Linked DNA regions of Homo sapiens: region 2 is linked to region 1. Evidence: chromatin contacts called from ENCODE POLR2A ChIA-PET data. All regions are on one chromosome and are shown on one strand. Each heading gives the region's core, a stretch centred on a gene start or an enhancer-like site at or near the end of the contact. The rest is flanking DNA. Distances are from core to core; before and after follow the strand shown. Region 1 overlaps NSD2 (nuclear receptor binding SET domain protein 2). Region 2 holds the start of LYAR (Ly1 antibody reactive).

The links. ChIA-PET counts read pairs that join two places held with the same protein, here RNA polymerase II (POLR2A).
Region 2: POLR2A ChIA-PET joins it to region 1 with 11 read pairs in B cell. The contact joins the promoter of LYAR here to the enhancer-like site in region 1. POLR2A ChIA-PET finds 5 or more read pairs at or near these places in 2 of 52 experiments (B cell and naive thymus-derived CD8-positive, alpha-beta T cell).

The regions. Positions count from the first base shown.
Region 1 is chr4:1,899,674-1,903,411 of GRCh38, forward strand. NSD2 (nuclear receptor binding SET domain protein 2) reads left to right here. Exons shown (of 22, transcript NM_001042424.3): 2 at 953-1,578. The coding sequence starts at 982. Among named protein-coding and RNA genes, the nearest start is that of NSD2, 30 kb to the left of the region's middle. Within about 2 kb of position 1,712, at least 3 of the 41 ENCODE cell types and tissues checked have a DNase peak (open chromatin) inside an H3K27ac peak, as active enhancers do.
Region 2 is chr4:4,288,481-4,292,303 of GRCh38, forward strand. It overlaps LYAR (Ly1 antibody reactive), which reads right to left and starts at 1,674. Exons shown (of 10, transcript NM_017816.3): 1 at 1,556-1,674. ZBTB49 (zinc finger and BTB domain containing 49) reads left to right here and starts at 1,771. Exons shown (of 8, transcript NM_145291.4): 1 at 1,771-1,872. RefSeq lists enhancers at 1-161, 162-699.

The DNA.
Region 1 (3,738 bases), core at 462-2,961:
CTGGCCCCTTCACTAGATGTCTCAGATTAGGGACTGTAGCTTTGCAGGGAAGACCCCACACCAGCATGCTGCAGCGAGTTACCTTCCTAAACTGCCCCTTCTGCACGTGGGCCTCACTGGCCAGTGTGGTGCACTGGCAAAGTAACCTGTGTTGTGGCTCAGCAGTGTTGTTCTCAAGTAGTTAATCTTCAGGTAGTAGCTAAAAAATGTGACCTTACTGCTGTGTTCTTTCTTGTTTAATTTAGGCCTGAACACGGAGGGGATTAGTGGACTGAGATAAGAATACTGGGTTGAGCATAGCCAGACCTGACTGGGATTGCTTTCACCCTTGGAGACTCTTGGCTTTTTGCTTCTTATTTTCATCAACCTGGAGCTAATCCTGTGCTTGGAGTTGGAATATCTGGTTTTAGACTTTGCTGACCAGGTCATCTTGGGCACATTCTGAGCCTCTGCCTGATACCTCAGCTGTAACAGGAGGGATTGGGATGAGCTCTTTTCCTGTTAGTGTTGATTTTGCTTTTATGCTATTCCCTGTTGTCCTTTTGCATAGGCCTGGCATTATGCCAGCTGCCTCACACATATTAGCTCTTTTAAGTATATGTTGGTGGACAGGTGGAAATCTGTGTTTCAGGGATGATTGGCAAGTTAAGTTATGTGTCCATGGCCACACTGTAGATTATTAGTGGTATGACTGGAGTGTGCTGTCTTGACTGACTTTCATGTTCTTCCTTTAAAAAATGATTCCTTTTTCTTTCAGCTTTATCATTTTGTGATTCCGTGTAATTTTTGTGATACTAAAACTGCCTTCTGTGACCTGAATTATTATAAAAACATCATAAATTGCTTACAAAGAAAATCAGACCCCACAAAGCTGTAGAGGTCCTGGCATACCTATCCTAGGTTTTAAATGTAATTGCTTTTTCTTTCTTTTTTCTTTTTTTTAATACCATAGTGTTCTAAGAACGGAAGCATCTGGGCTGGATGGAATTTAGCATCAAGCAGAGTCCCCTTTCTGTTCAGAGTGTTGTAAAGTGCATAAAGATGAAGCAGGCACCAGAAATCCTCGGCAGTGCCAACGGGAAGACTCCGAGCTGCGAGGTGAACCGCGAGTGTTCTGTGTTCCTCAGCAAAGCCCAGCTCTCCAGTAGCCTGCAGGAGGGGGTCATGCAGAAGTTTAACGGCCACGACGCCCTGCCCTTTATTCCAGCCGACAAGCTGAAAGATCTTACTTCCCGGGTGTTTAATGGAGAACCCGGCGCACACGATGCCAAACTGCGTTTTGAGTCCCAGGAAATGAAAGGGATTGGGACACCCCCTAACACTACCCCTATCAAAAATGGCTCTCCAGAAATTAAGCTGAAAATCACCAAAACATACATGAATGGGAAGCCTCTCTTTGAATCTTCCATTTGTGGTGACAGTGCTGCTGATGTGTCTCAGTCAGAAGAAAATGGACAAAAACCAGAAAACAAGGCGAGAAGGAACAGGAAGAGGAGCATAAAATATGACTCCTTGCTGGAGCAGGGCCTTGTCGAAGCAGCTCTTGTGTCTAAGATCTCAAGTCCTTCAGATAAAAAGGTATTTAGGAGACGTTGTGTAAGGGGTCATGTGACCTTGAGCAGTGAGCATGGCCACCCTATGAGGGCACCTGCACGAGTACTGGGGCGGGCGGAGAAGGTGAGGACAGGCCTGGTACTTCCAGCCACTTGCCTGAGCCCTGGCTTTGGGTTGGAGGGTGGGCTCCAGGATGCCCTGGCACTGCCTCCTCAGTTCTCAGCTGGCTGCTGAGCCAGTTGAGAGGTCTAGAGAGGTGAGCTAAGTGTTCAAGATTCAAATGGCTAAAAAGAGGCAAAGCTTGTTTCTTAACGTGGTTCTGCCAGTTTCAGAGCCCTTGCTTGACAACGTCAGGCTACACTCTTTTCATGGATCTCATCTCCAAGGTGTTCTTTAGCCTGATGTGGTCAGTGGAGACAGGCTGGGCTCTAGAGTGTGACTTCTTAAGTCTGCACCATCTGATGAGTGGGAAGCAGAGCTGTGCAGAGGTGCTCCCGCTGTCCTTACCCTGTGGTCCAGTGTCCACTTACTGTCTCCTCAGCCAGGTGGTCCAGCAGATGGCCTGCCTCCCTGAGGCCTAGGGATGTGTCTTTTGCCTCCTGTTCTTGGTTCCCAGTGCAGAGCCCAGCACACTGAACACAAGCGAATGAGTGTTTCCTTATCCTAACTTGCGATGGAAAGGTGTGGTGGTGCTGCTCCATTCTGCCTGGTGATGGTGTCTCCACGCCTTCACGTGGCACTCGGGATGGCCCTGACACTCGGATGAGTATAAGCCATAGGAAACAACCAAGGGGCCATGGCTTTGGCAGAAGGAAGGAACTCTTGATGGGGCAGCAGTCTCTGTTCATCTGGTGGTCTATAGGGTGTTGCTTTTTAGTTGTAACTCCTTGAAATTGTTAAAATAATGAAGAGCTTTGAGGGTTAAAAAAACGTTTTTTGATTACTCAGGAGCTGTTTAGTTCTCGCTCATGTAATGGCAGTGGTGAAGTTTTTAAATTTTATTTATTTATTTATTTATTTTGAGATGGTCTCTGTTGTCCAGGCTAGAGGGCAGTGGTGTGATCATGGCTCACAACAGCCTTGACCTCCCAGGCTTAGGTGATCCTCCTACCTCACCCTCCTGAGTAGTTGGACCACAGGTGTGCACCACTATATGCCCAGTTAATTTTTTATTTTTTGTAGGACAGGGTCTTGCTGTGTTGCCCAGGCTGGTCTCAAACCCCTGGGCTCAAACGATCCTCCCACCTCTGCCTCCTGAAGTGCTCGAGTTACAGGTATGAGCTACCATGCCCAGCCTACAAAGATTTTTTGAAGTGCCCACAGCAGTATTGAACCTCATGCTTTTGCTTGGGAAGAGGCCTGTGCAAGTTGTCAGAGTCCTAGCTGTTTTGTTTTGAGACAGGGTCTTGGTATGTTGCACAGGCTGTTCACGAACTCCTGACCTCAAACGATGTTCCTGCATCAGAGCTGGCTTTTTCTTTCTCCTCCAACTGAAAAACAAACCAAACAAAAAAATCTGGCTTTTATTCCTAGCCATGTCCCTTGGTTTTGTTAAAACTTGAGTAACTCAACCTGAATTTTGACTCTTCCTCTGGAGAGTGGGGTCAATAAATGTAAACCTGGGTTGCTGTGCAGTAATCTGGTAGCTGTTCTGAAAGTATGTCAGGCCTGATGGGGTGGCTCACATCTGTAATCCCAGCACTTTGGGAGGCTGAGGCAGGAAGATTGCTTGAGCCCAGGAGTTCAAGACTAGCCTGGGCAACATAGCGAGACCCGGTCTCTATAAAAAATAAAATTAGCTGGGCGTGGTGGCACTGCCTGTGGTCCCAGCTACTAGGGAGGCTGAGATGGGAGGATCAAAAAAACATGAAAATGTGTCATGTGGCAGCTCATGCCAGGCTTCACCAGCATGCTTATGGCAAGGTTTTGGGCCGGCCTCTTCAGCTTACAGGTGAGAAAACTGAGGCCTGAGGCAGTGGAACAATTTACTCATGTGTATAGTGCTCTTGAGCAAGGCTAGAGATTCACCCTTGGAGGGTTGGGGCCATGCTGGCTGTGCTTATTTCCACTGGAGAGCAGAACTGTGAGTGGCTTGTGGGGAGGAGTTTTTCTTTGGTGGAATGTTCAGCCTTAACCTACCCATTATGTTCTAGAGATGGAGAAATTGAGGCTCAGAGAGCCCCA
Region 2 (3,823 bases), core at 424-2,923, 2.4 Mb after region 1:
TTTTTCTTTTTTTTTTTTTTTTTGAGACGGAGTCTCATTCTGTTGCCCAGGCTGGAGTACAATGGCGCAATCTCGGCTCACTGCAGCCTTTGCCTCCCAGGTTCAAGTGATTCTCCGGCCTCAGCCTCCCCAGTAGCTGGGATTACAGGCACATGCCACCATGCCCGGCTAATTTTTGTATTTTTAGTAGAGACGGAGTTTCACCATGTTGGCCAGGCTGGTTGTGAACTCTTGACCTCAGGTGATCCACCCTCCTCGGCCTCCCAAAGTGCTCGGATGACAGGCACGGGCCACTGCGCTTGGCCTTGACTATTCTTAAAATATTCTTGCATGCACATGCAGACACTGACCTACACATCATTACCACCACTACCACTCAAACAGCCCACCTGAGGGGCCTAGCTGGCAACCCCAGGATATCCCCCACTGAACACTGTGACCCTGAGCATGCCACTGCCTCTATAAACTTCAAGTTATCTCATCTGTGAAACAAGAAGTCAGGCCAACTTGACAAGACTCAAGCCCCTTCCACGGGTAGCATTCTGAGAAACCATGGGTATGGTGCAAGAGAAGGACAGACAAACATACTCTGTCCACCATCCTGCCTAAACCTTTGTGTATGAGGCTGACAAGGGTTACAATGGGTGACATTCACAAGGAGAGAATCTCTCCCTTGTTCCTTGCAAAAGCCCTGGGAAGTAGGTGCACCTATCTCCACTAAACAGATGAGCAAACTGAGGCACAGAAGCCATTTCTCTCTGCCTCCTACCCCACCCACGGCATCACCAGCACTGTTTTAAACACCATCCCTTCACTCGAGTAACTACCATGTGTCAGGCACTATGCTAGACCCTGGGAGCCTCGGGCACAGTGTGAGTAAGTCCCAAGTGGGCCCTCTCTGCTAGAAATCAGGGTTGCAAATACAGACCCCACCTCATCCTCCTCCCTCTCTCCTCAGAGGTAGGTGCTTCAGAGAATCCTAACATTCATGGAGCACCCAAGCCCTCTCATAGGAGGTTAACACATTTCTACTCATGTAATCCTCATCACAGTTCTCCGAGTTAGATTCTATATGTTATGACAGATGAGGAAAGTGAGGCGCAAAGAGGTTAAAAAACTTACACCAGGTCATCCCACATCCAGGTAGTGGCAACCCAGATTCACACGCAGTAGTTATTCTGATCCTAAGTATGTGCTCTGGACCGCTACATCCTAAGGCCTCCTCTTTAGGGACTGATCTCCCAAGGCTCAGAGAAGAGCCCTGTCTCCAACATGCAGCAAGCCTGAAGCCCAGTCGGGCGGTGACCAATCGTCCTGGTTTGGCCAGGCCCGAGGGAGTTCCCAGGACGCCGGACCTTAAGTTTTAAAACTAAAACGAGTTGGTCACCCTAAGTCCAGGACTCCTGCCACTTCCCCAGAGCAGGAGTGAGATCTGAATGGAACTCCTTCCTCCATGCGTAACCCAGAGGGGCTGACGGTGGAAATCCCGTCCCTCCCCTACTCACTCTCTGAGCCCCAGCCTCCCAGGTCGGACCTCTGGGCCACCACCCCTCACCTCTCAGCCAGCGCCCGCCAACGGTTTCAACCGGCCGCGGGGAGCACGTGGACTCGCCGCCGCCAGCCCAGCGCCGCAGCTACCTGCCTCTCAGGCTTCGCGGTGCAGAATTCGCTTCTGAACCACCCAGCGCGCCTGCGCACCGCGGCCACGCCCCCCCCAGTGGAAGTGACGCCAACGGAAGCAGGAAGGCGGTTCCGGCAAGCCAAGGGGGCGTTGTCGTGATGATTCCGCGGCCAGCGGATCGCTGCGAGTGGCCTTGAAGGCAGCTGCTGCAGGTGAAGAGTAGGCGGCGGGGCAGAGAGCGGCCTCCGAGGGTAAGGTGGCCGGCCTTGCGAAGGCGTGCGGGGCTGGCGCTGGTGGGAATGGCCCGGAAGGGAAGGGAGGCCGGGCGCCCGAAGGTGGCCCAGAAGGGCATGGACCCACCGCTCCTTCCCGTCTCTGGGCACTCGAGGATACCCGGGGGGTTGGCGGCTCCTGCGAGAGTCAGCGAGCATTTGCTCTGTGCCGGGCATCACAGGGGACGCGGACTGAGACCCAGACGGCCAGGTTCCGGGCCTGGGAGCCGGGCCTTCTCCCTGGTGCAGCTTCCTCGGCCTGGAAACCCCACCCGCGCCCTCTCATCTCCAGGCTTTGCCCGCTGGAAGCCAGCCCGGCCCGCCTCCGCTACGCGCTGCCCATCTCTCGGCTTCTGTTTCCTTCCACGCTGTAGTTGAGAGTAGCGCTTAAGACGACAGAGCCCACAGCCTAGCTCAGTTTCATTACGGTGTGGCCTCTTTGTGCCTCAGCCCCGCATCTGTAAAGCGAATGTCATAGCGGCACCTGCGTCCCTGGAACCTTGTCGTATTTCATGAGTTGGTGCATGTAAATCGCTTAGACTAGTGGCTGCCACTTAGTAAGTACTCAATAAACGTTAGCTCTTCTCAGCCCTTAAAACAGGGTCTGGCACACAGTGGTGGTCACTAGGTGTTTGTTGCTTAAATGAATGAATGAAAGTTGAGTGGAGGATGCACAGAGTATTGTGAGAAACCTTCACTCCCAAGGTGTGTGTATATGGGTGATAAGGTTTCACTCTGAAAGTGAGCAGTGTTGGGCCTGGAATAGAAGGTGTATTAGTTTGCTAGGACTGCAAACAAAATACTGGGTGGCTTAAACAACAGAAATTTATTATTTTCTCACAGTTCTGGAGGTTAGAAGTCCAAGATCAAGGTGTCTTCAGGTTTGGTTTCTTCTGAGACATTTCTCCTTGGCTTGCACGTGGCTGCTTTCTTGCTGTGTCCTCGCATGGTCTTTCCTCTGTGTTTTCACATCTCTGGCGTCTCTCTTTGCATCCAGATTTCCTCTTTATGAGAACGTCAGTCAGGTTGTATTAGGGCCCACCTTAATGGCCTCATTTTAACTTAATTACCTTCTTACAAGCCTGATCTCCAAATACAATCACATTCTGGAGTGCTGGGGGAACAGTTTAACCATAACAGAAGGAATTCACAGAAATGGACAAGGAGGGAAATACTTTCCAACAGAAGTGACAGAATGGCCAGGAGGCTTAAAAGCAGGGTGCTCAAGATGTTTTTTGTGTTCAGGGCACATATGTGTACTTCAGTCTTGTTTGTGCTCTCGTACTGTTTTTGGGTTTGGTTGTTGTTGTTTGTTTGTTTGTCCTCCTGAATACTCAAAGAAAGTGAGCCCTCTCATTTTTTTAGTCTGGCAAACTTAACTCACATTTCAGCATAGATGTGTCTTCCAGGAAGTTTTCCCTGACCCTCCCTCCCAAATTAATTTCTGCTTCCTCCATTTAATAACTTTGGTACAGGGCTGGGTGCGGTGGCTCACGCCTGTAATCCCAGCGCTTTGGGAGGCCGAGGCAGGCAGCTCCTGAGGTCAAGAGATAGAGACCAGCCTGGCCAACATGGTGAAACCCTGTAAACCCCATCTCTACTAAGAGTACCAAAATTAGGCGGGTGTGGTGGCGCATGCCTGTAATCCCAGCACTTTGGGAGGCTGAGGCGAGTGGATCATTTGAGGTCAGGAGTTTGACACCAGCCTGGCCAACATGGTGAGACCCCCACCCCTCGTCCTTACTAAAAATACAAAAATTAGCTGGGTGTGGTGGTGCATGCCTGTAATCCCAGCTACTCGGGAGGCTGAGGCAGAAGAATCGCTTGAACCCAGGAGGTGGAGGTTGCACTGAGCCGAAAGCACACCACTCCACTCCAGCCTGGTCAACTGAGCAAGACTGCGTCTCGGAAAAAAATAAAAAATAACTCT